Linked DNA regions of Homo sapiens: region 2 is linked to region 1. The links are chromatin contacts, found by Hi-C or POLR2A ChIA-PET in ENCODE. All regions are on one chromosome and are shown on one strand. Each heading gives the region's core, a stretch centred on a gene start or an enhancer-like site at or near the end of the contact. The rest is flanking DNA. Distances are from core to core; before and after follow the strand shown. Region 1 overlaps NEMP1 (nuclear envelope integral membrane protein 1). Region 2 overlaps LRP1 (LDL receptor related protein 1).

Evidence for each region. Hi-C counts contacts between places; a loop is a spot of excess contacts on that map. ChIA-PET counts read pairs that join two places held with the same protein, here RNA polymerase II (POLR2A). Pooled maps may share reads with other maps.
Region 2: a pooled map shows a loop between it and region 1 (2.9-fold over the local background). The contact joins two enhancer-like sites. A Hi-C loop is called at or near these places in 1 of 168 maps with a recorded cell type or tissue (B cell), 2 of 37 single-sample maps with no recorded cell type and 11 of 50 pooled maps. POLR2A ChIA-PET finds 5 or more read pairs at or near these places in 15 of 52 experiments (CD4-positive, alpha-beta T cell, CD8-positive, alpha-beta memory T cell, Caco-2 and 10 more).

What each region holds. Positions count from the first base shown.
Region 1 is chr12:57,062,067-57,066,688 of GRCh38, reverse strand. It overlaps NEMP1 (nuclear envelope integral membrane protein 1), which reads left to right. Exons shown (of 9, transcript NM_001130963.2): 5 at 1,950-2,043; 6 at 2,504-2,618; 7 at 3,345-3,570. Among named protein-coding and RNA genes, the nearest start is that of MYO1A, 14 kb to the right of the region's middle. Within about 2 kb of position 2,253, at least 8 of the 41 ENCODE cell types and tissues checked have a DNase peak (open chromatin) inside an H3K27ac peak, as active enhancers do.
Region 2 is chr12:57,211,294-57,215,915 of GRCh38, reverse strand. It overlaps LRP1 (LDL receptor related protein 1), which reads right to left. Exons shown (of 89, transcript NM_002332.3): 84 at 4,566-4,622; 85 at 4,328-4,429; 86 at 4,102-4,166; 87 at 3,899-3,989; 88 at 3,655-3,799; 89 at 2,555-3,501. The coding sequence ends at 3,361. Among named protein-coding and RNA genes, the nearest start is that of NXPH4, 3.2 kb to the left of the region's middle. RefSeq lists an enhancer at 722-1,244 and a silencer at 2,478-2,527. Within about 2 kb of position 2,719, at least 6 of the 41 ENCODE cell types and tissues checked have a DNase peak (open chromatin) inside an H3K27ac peak, as active enhancers do.

The DNA of each region.
Region 1 (4,622 bases), core at 1,004-3,503:
TTAGACAGTGAACTTCATCGATAAATGTCATGGGTGTTCTAACAACTCAACCAATTGGTTATTCCCGTCTCCCTTCTTCTTGGGCCTCCCTATTCCCTGAGAAACAGCAATATTGAAACTAGGCCAATTAATAACCCTAGAGTAGATTGTGAGTCTTCAACTGAAAGGAAGAGTCATACATCTCTCTGATTATGCTTAGTGAGAACAGCAAAAGCCAAGACAGACCGAAAGCTAGACCTCTTGTCCTGAGCAGTTAGCCAAGTTGTGAGTGCAAAGGGAAAGTTCTTGAAGGAAATTAAAAGTGCTACTCCAGGGAACACACAAGTGATAAGAAAGTGAAACAGCCTTATTGCTGATATGGAGAGAGTTTTAGTTGGCTGTTGAGAAGATTAAACCAGATACAACTCTTTTTTTGTTTGTTTGTTTGTTTTTTTGAGACAGAGTCTTGCTCTCTTGCCCAGGCTGGAGTGCAGTGGCGTGATCTCGGCTCACTGCAAGCTCCGCCTCCCAGGTTCATGCCATTCTCCTGCCTCAGCCTCCCTAGTAGCTGGGACTATAGGCGCCTGCCACCACACCCAGCTAATTTTTTTGTATTTTTAGTAGAGACAGGGTTTCACCGTGTTAACCAGGATGGTCTCGATCTCCGGACCTCGTGATCCTCCCATCTCAGCCTCCCAAAGTGCTGGGATTACAGGCTTGAGCCACCATGCCCGGCCAGATACAACTTTTTTAAAGCTAAAGGCTGATCCAGAGCAAGACCCTAACTGTCTTCAATTCTGTGAAGGGTGAGAGGTGAGGAAGCCTCAGAAGAAAAGTTTACAGCTAGTGAAGGTTCTTGGTTCATGAGATTTAAGGAAAGAAGCTGTCTTATTACATAAGTGCAAGGTAGGCTAGGCGTGGTGGCTCAGGCCTGTAGTCCCAGCACTTTGGGAGGCTGAGGCGGGCAGATCACTTGAGCCCAGGGAGTTCGAGACCAGCCTGAGCAACATGGTGAAACCCTGCCTTTACAAAAAATACAAAAAAGTCATGGTACCAGCTACTCGGGAGGCTGAGGTGGGAGAATCACCTGGGCCCAGTAGATCAAGGCTGCAGTGAGCCATGATGACGCCATCGCACCCCAGCTTGGGCAACAGAGTGAGACTTTGTCTCAAAAAAAAAAAAAAAAAAGATGAACCAAGCACTGATATAGAAGCTGTAGCAAGTTATTCAGAAGATCTAGCTAACATCATTGTTGAAAGTGGCTACAATTAAAGAGCTCCTCAGTGTAGACAAAATAGCCTTATACTAGAAGAAGATGCCATTGAGGACTTTGATAGCGAGAGAGAAGTCAGTGCCTAGCTTCAAAGGAGGGGTGATCCTCTTGTTAAGGGTTAATGCTGTTGGAGGATTGACTCCAGTTTTGAAAGAAGTTGTGGTAAAATGCTATCAGACAGTATTGCATGCTTTAGAGAAATCTTCATTGAAAGGATGAGTCAATGCAGCAAACTTCATTATATTTTAAGAAATTGCCACAGCCACTCCAGCCTTCAGAAACCACTGCCTTCATCAGTCAACAGCCATCAACATGGAAGTGAGACCCTCCACCAGCAAAAAAAATGATGACTCACTGAAGGCGTAGATGATCTTTAGCAGGTTTTAGCAAAGTATTTTTAATTAAGGAATATATATTTTTAAGACATAATGCTGTTGTACACTTAATATACTATAATATAGTGTAAACAATTTTTATATGCAGTGGGAAACCAAAAAATTTGTGTGACTTACTTACTGCAATTGCAATATTTGGTTTATTGCAGTGGTCTGGAACCAAATTTGAAATGTCTCTGATGCTTGTACTGCTCTAATCTTGTACCTTTTAAAATCTTTCGGCTGGGTTAGTTGTCCTAGTTTCAACAGTGCTATGTATGAAATATATACATATGGTCATGAAATACATTTTTTTCCTGCAGAAGTCAAATTTTCTACTACTCTACTGGGATGACTGTGGGAATTGTGGCCTCTCTGCTAATCATCATTTTTATACTATCTAAGTTTATGCCTAAGGTAAGTATCAGAATCTTCATGTGCAGCTAGAATGAATTTGGATAGCTGAAGGACTGTTTTCCTGGGTAATCTTAGAAAACTGAAAATGTGTATTGATGGCTGATGAGTCAATATCCTACTCTCCTTGATTCAGAAAGGTACTTTCCACGATGAAACTTGGAGCCTGATTACAAATTCTTTCTTTTTATATAAAATCCTGTGCTCAGAGGGGGATTAAAGTCTGCTTCCTGTTTTTTAATTATATAGCCAGGCTTTTAAGTTATTTAGCATTTCATCTTCCCAGTGTTCGTTGCAGACTGTACCATTTTAAGTATAAAGGACATCTTTTTAAGAGAAGTGTTTTTTGTGCATTTTGAGTAGGTTGAATTTTTTAAAAAAAAAATCATAGTTCCATTTTGCTTCTTTTATGTATGGAAAGCCTGTTGTAACTTTTTGCTTTCACTTCTACTCTCTGTCTTAGAAAAGTCCCATTTACGTCATCCTGGTGGGAGGCTGGTCTTTTTCTCTGTACCTCATTCAACTAGTTTTTAAAAATTTACAAGAGATCTGGAGGTGTTACTGGCAGTATCTTTTAAGTAAGTGTTGTCGGTTTTGCTTTCCTTTTGTACGTTTATAGGCTGTTTCAGTTAATTTGATCATGAAAAGATTTTGCCTGCTTATGGGATTTAATAGTTCATGTCATTTTTTTAAACTTTTAAAAATCATAGTTTTTCACTTATTTCTAATCCCTCTACAATTATCACCTTCTCTTAAATTAGAATGGTGCTGTTAAGGCGAAGATGTTCATTTATTGGTATTTATAAATATACCTTTCTTTACACAATAAACATCTTTCTGAAAAGCTGTAAGTTGACTTTATTAATGGAATCATATTTTAAATATACTTGGGGACCTTAAGTAAAAGACTCCGCAGTTAATTTTTTTCTCCTTCATTTCTGAATGAACTGCTGTAGATTTTATTTACAAAGTAAAAATCCTTGGTCATATAGATAGTAACCTTTGAGTTATCCTTTGAAGGGTGATTAATCTGGATTTCTGTATATTGGTTTTTTAAAATAGTCTATTTCAGGGTTGTTCAACATGTACCTTTAATGTTCTGTTTGAACCAAATAAATTTGGGACAGCAGAAAGGATAGAAACTTAGAGAAATATATTCTAAGAAAAAAGTGTGAAAAATTAAGTAAAAATCTGATTTCCTAGTTCAATTGGTGCTATATAGTAAATTAACTACTGCTTCCCACACAAATTATTTTTACCAAGTATAGATGAAAAAGAATGTCTTCTGATAACTCTTCTCATAGGTTATGTCCTCACAGTTGGATTCATGAGTTTTGCAGTATGTTACAAGTATGGGCCCTTGGAGAATGAACGAAGTATCAACCTGCTGACCTGGACCTTGCAGCTGATGGGCCTGTGTTTCATGTATTCTGGCATCCAGATACCACATATTGCCCTTGCCATTATCATCATTGCTCTTTGTACTAAGAACCTGGAACACCCTATTCAGTGGCTGTACATCACCTGCAGGTGACTGAAAGGCAATGTAACTTAATATTGACAGGTACATTGTGGGATGCAGTTGCAGCAAGAGGATACAGAGGTGTTGACCTGGGAGCTTCTTTGTTAATGAAAAGTCATTGTATTGTACTTCCACTTTTGTTCCTTCCCGAGTCTATTTTTTTTTTTTTACTTTCTATAGGAATTTTTATATTTTTATTCTAGTCATTTTATATAAAATGTCTAGTAAAATGTCATGTGTTCCTGTTACCACAAGGTGGTGCAAATTCTATCACTGTTTTTTTGAGATGGAGTCTCGCTCTGTCGCCCAGGCTGGAGTGCAGTGGCGTGATCTCGGCTCACTGCAACCTCCACCTCCCGGGTTCAAACGATTCTTCTGCCTCAGCCTCCTGAGTAGCTGGGATTACAGGCATGCGCCACCACATTCAGCTAATTTTTATATTTTTAGTAGGGTTCCCCATGTTGACCAGGCTGGTCTTGAACTCCTGACCTCAAATGTCAGGAGTTCATAAAGTGCTGAGGAGCTCCCAAAGTGCTTGGATTACAAAGTGCTGGGATTACAGACATGAGCCACTGCGCCCCGCCACAAATTGTATCGCTTTTATACCGTATGCTCATTGAGGTCTCCTGGGTTCAGATTTTTTTTTTGAGACAGAGTCTCTCTCTGTCACCCAGGCTGGAGCACAATGGCGTGATCTCGGCTCACTGCAGCCTCCACCTCCCGGGTTCAAGTGATTCTTCTGCCTCAGCCTCCCGAATAGTTGGGACTACGGGTGGGCGCCACTATGCCTGGCTAATTTTTGTATTTTTAATAGAGATGTGGTTTCACCATGTTGGCCAGGGTGGTCTCAAACTCCTGACCTCAGGTGATTTGCCCACCTCAGCCCCACAAAGTGCTAGGATTATAGGCGTGAGCCACCTCACCCAGCCCATTTCAGACTATTTCTCAGTGGCTTTCAGATTGCTCTGGAGGTCTTAGTCTTATTTTAAGATGTAATTCATAGCATGTTTTGTCACCTTGCATAATAAATATGGAATGTTACTAGGTCCTGAAGTTGTCT
Region 2 (4,622 bases), core at 1,470-3,969, 150 kb before region 1:
CTCTCTCCTGCCCGGGTGGTTTCAGCTGTCAGCTGTTGCTATGCACTGAGGCTGTGGCTGAGGTTGTGGTATGACCAACACCTAGACAGAGATAGGGACAAGCAAAGAGACTGAGAGACAGACACATCCCTTGAGAGCCCACCCCAGGGATGCACGCAGATGCCTTCACGGGGACAGGGCACACAGAGCGAAATACAGAGACAGGCGCACACCTAGCGGCACCCCAACACACAGAGGAGCACAGCAACAGAGGTGAGCACACCTGCACCCAGACGAGCACACCCAGACAGTTGCTCAGTGCGCTCACCCTCTCTTTGTCTTGGCAGAGAGCAAACACCCACAGAGGTGGACACACACACTGAGACATACACAGGTGTATGCTGTCACTGGCAGCCCAGAAGACAAGTGGGGGCACATACAAAGAAATGGACAGATAGATATGGGACGTGACAGCCACACACACGAGTCAGGAAAAGGACCGGTGCTGAGAGGACGAGGCAGATTCAGAGACACCCAGGGAGACAGGCAGAAGCCAGGAGGCAGGAACCTGGGTGCCGGGGTGGGGGTGGAGAGGAGAGAGGCAGGAAGGGGCAGAAATGTTCAGGCTCAAGGCCAAAAGGCCTTGAGCCAGAACCCTGAGCCCACGTTCCAGGCACGGGGGCTGCTTCAGTAGTAGGTGGGAACAGTGGGCACACCTAGGCGTAGGCTGTCCAGGACAGAAGCCCATTACCAGGGTCCTGGTCTTCTGGGGGCCGAACCCACTGCATCTCTCCTCCTTTAGCTACAGTCTCAGGCCACCTGTTCTCTCTCCAGTTACACACACACATGTGTGCGCGCTCGCACAAACACAAGTGCAAACACACACATGCACACTACTCGCCCTGTCTCTGGGTCTTTGCCTCTGTCCCCCTGTCTCTCCGCCTCTGGGTTTCTGCCTCTCATTCGGTATCAGCTTCTGTCCCTGGTTCTCAGCCTCTGTCCCTGGTTCTTCCCATCTCTCAGGCCAAGGTGAGGGCTTCCCACCTGCCTCCCGGGTGGGTAGTTTGAGAAACTGCCTCCTGGTGGACCTTCTCCTAGCAGGTCCTGACAGGCGGAGTGGGGGATGCTGACTGGAGGGGTATGCCTTCCAAGCTGCAGCGGGGGTCCCTTGTCGCTCTGCCCAGGATCTTGAGGTGACAGGCAGAGATCAGTGGCTCCCGGGGGGCACCAGATGCACCGATGGCAGAGGGGCAGGGTTGGGGCTGGTGGTGGTGGGAGCAGGCAGGCGCTGGGGCAGGGAGGGGAGCTGGCTGGCAGAGGGTGGAGGGGTGTGGCAAAATAGCCGGAGAGAAGGAAGCGAGAGACTGGGCTGGGGTCCCCCGCAGGTGCATAATGAGTGCTGAGGCGGGGGCTGTGTGGGGCTTCAGGATAGGCGGTGCTCCAGGCGTACAGACACCACCTGGTGGCCAGATTGGGACACAGACCTCCTACTCGGCAACCACGGATTCTGTTTCCCCGCAGTTGCCCATCCAGGGCCCTTTTGAAGGCAGGGGAGGATCTCAGAGTTGGCTTGGAGGATGAGGTTGGAGAGAGCTTCTGAAGGCTAAGAAGGGAAGGGGAGGGCTCCTCTTTCCACAGGTGCCTAGACTTGTAGCTTCCCCAAGGCAGAAGGAAGCCTGGGAGGAATCTCCTGGAGTTGAACCAGTGAGGGAGGAGGAATGAAAGGCAGCACTTCCTGGTTGGGAGTTGGGTAAGGGATCTTCAGACATTTGCAGCCACCCTTCCTGAGCTCATATTTGCTGTACTGGGACTCAAACCCTCTCTAGTCCTGGGCAGTGTAAACTGTGCAACTTTCTGCAAGAAGTTTCCCCCTCTAGGCAGGGGTTGAAATGGACCTGGACACTTTTGATTGACAGTTTTTTCCTGTTACCCCCTGGAATGACTGAAATGATTGGTGAGCTGGAGCTGCTGGGGGCCTAGAGGGCCTGGCAAACTGGTCTTCCCAGCTCTCCTTTACCGCAGGAGACACCTGGCTCTGGAATGCAGCATTTTACTTCGCATTTGATTCATTAGTCTCCACAAAGTGAGACGTCAGTGCTTCAAGAGCAGACTCAGGCAGAGAGAACCGCATGGGAGGACCCTGAAGGATGAGAAAACCTTTGCAGCCTCAGTGTATTCACTTCTTATAGTGGGGCTTCTCACTGTGGGTGATCATTTTGGGTAGGGGGGTGGTGTCTGGTAGAAGTGAATGCAGAGAAACAGATCTGAGTTAGTGTCCTAGACCCAGAGGGAACACAAAATCTGGAGACTCGAAGTCATGGCTGAAGGTCACACAGCCAGGAGAAGCAGATCTTCCATGTCAAGTCCAGTGCCACCCGCTTCCCGGGCACAGTAAGATGGAGAGGGGGAGGGCCCTGGGAGAAGGGCACTAAAAACCACGCGCCAGCCTGCCTCCAGCACGGGGCAGGTCTCCCTCTGGTGGCCGAAGCAGGAAAGCGCAGCCCCAGCTCCCAGCGTCTCTCACACACAGGCAGACACCAGCGGCTTTTTTTCTTTCTTTTTTTTTTTTTTGGCCTTTTTTTTTTTTTTTTTTTTTACAATTTTATTTATAACAATATCTGTGTTATTTAGTTGTAAAGGAATTCAGCAAAAATTATTAAAACGTTCACGTCCCCAAAACGGGGCTGCCCGCTTTCCCTTCCTGGGTGTGGCCCACCTCCTTGGCGTCCCCAGGGGAGGGGAGGCTGGAGGAATGTTTACCAGAGGAAGTCTCCAGCCCTGGGAACCTCGGTGGGGGCCCTGGAGACAGGGAGGGCCTGTCTGGGAGGGGGGTTGAGCATGGCCATCTCATAGGTGCCCCTGGAGTTGGGGCTGGGGTTTGGGGTGGCCTCCCCCAAGAACTAAAACACTCCATCCTTTCCCGCCTACCTCACCCAGAGCCACGTCTTCCAGACAGGGGCAGCAAAGAACTCTCCCTTCCCAGAATTAGCCCTCAGGAAGCTGTGGGAGCGGGCAAGCAGGGATGGGGCGAGAGGGGAGAGCCTTGGCAAAGTGTCTTATACAGGGAGGGGAAGGCTGCACCACCAGCTCTCCCAGTGGGGTGCGTTCTGGTGGGAGGGTAGGAGGTGCAGCCCCAAGCCCTCCCTGCCTGTCTCCCTGAAGGCAGCATGGGGGTGCCAAGGAGCAGGCAGGGAGGGGATGGAGAAATAATACTGTGCTCGCTTGCCGGCTTGCTCGCTCACATATAAAATGTAATTCCTTCATTTTTACATTTATACATCCGGCGGGGCCAGGGAAGGGCTGGCTGGGGAGGGGCTCACTGAAGGACTTCACTGGCAGGGGGCAGGAGGCTTTCTGGGGGCAGTCCGACGGGGCAGGGCCCTATGCCAAGGGGTCCCCTATCTCGTCCTCAGGGCCCCGGCCCAGGAGTTCTCGCTTCTCGTCCGTGCTGGCCAGGGAGTGGCGACTGCCATGGCCCCCCATGTAGAGTGTGGCATACACGGGGTTGGTGAAGTTGGTGGGCTGCAGGGTGACAGAGGGTTCAGGTAGGGCTCAGGAGCTGGGCCTGTAGCCCAGGTTACCCCACCCCCACCTCCGTCCCTCACCTAACCCAACACCTTTGGTTAGGCCACCCACGGCCTCTTGGCACTCGACCCTGCCCGCCTCCCAGCCCACCTTGTCAGGGTCCAGGGCAAAGTCAGCGTCCAGTAGGCCTCCCACATCATCAGGCTCTCCGCCTTCGTACATCTTGTAGGTGGGGTTTCCAATCTCCACGTTCATGGCCCCGTTGGTCATCCGTTGGTGCTGGAAGCCCTTAGCCCTGGGGAAAGGCAGGAGTATAAGGAGACAGAGATTATTGGGGGGGAAGGCTAGGATGGCAAAATAATGACCAGAATGTTCCAGAATCCCTGTGACTCACCCTTGGACTCGCCGCTTATACCAGAATACCACTCCGGCCACCAGAACCAGCAGCAGCAGCAACAGCAGAGGGATTAGGATGGAGGCTATATCTGGAGGGAAGAGGTGGGACACTGAGTCACCAAGGCTCAGGGAAGCAGGAGGCACACGGTCCCCCTGCTCTAGGTCCCGGTGGCCCTGCCTGCCCCAACCCCTGCCACCTACGTCCTGGCTGCTGCTGGCTGAAGACGTGCTCCTCACACCGGGGCCCTGTCATGTGGGGTGGGCACCTGCAGAAAGGAGGGACACGGCTGAGTAGGTATAACCTCCATAGCCACTGCTGCCAGGAAAACAGGGCGGGGGGTGGGCACTGAGGCCTGACGGTCCTCCTGCTCAAATCTGGGGAAGGGAGCGATGATCTATGCCTGGGTGAAGCCCGGGCCCAACTCACTGGCACTCAGGCATCATTTTGCTGTTCATGGTACAGGAGCCGCCATTGCTGCAGTGGCCGACGCAGGTCAGACAGCTGGGGGCCACCCGGCCATCCGTGCAGCTGCAGGAAGGAATCAGAGGCTGGGGCTGGGGCTGGCAGAGGCGTGCCTGGGATGCTGAGGAAGGGAGGGGCAGGGCAGGGCTAGGACAGGGCAGGGGCCCAGCTGGGTGGAACTGTGGAGGAGGGCCCCACTCACTTGCAGGTGACATCCCCACTCTGCTTGTTGACCACACAGGCCCCTTCGAGACAGCGG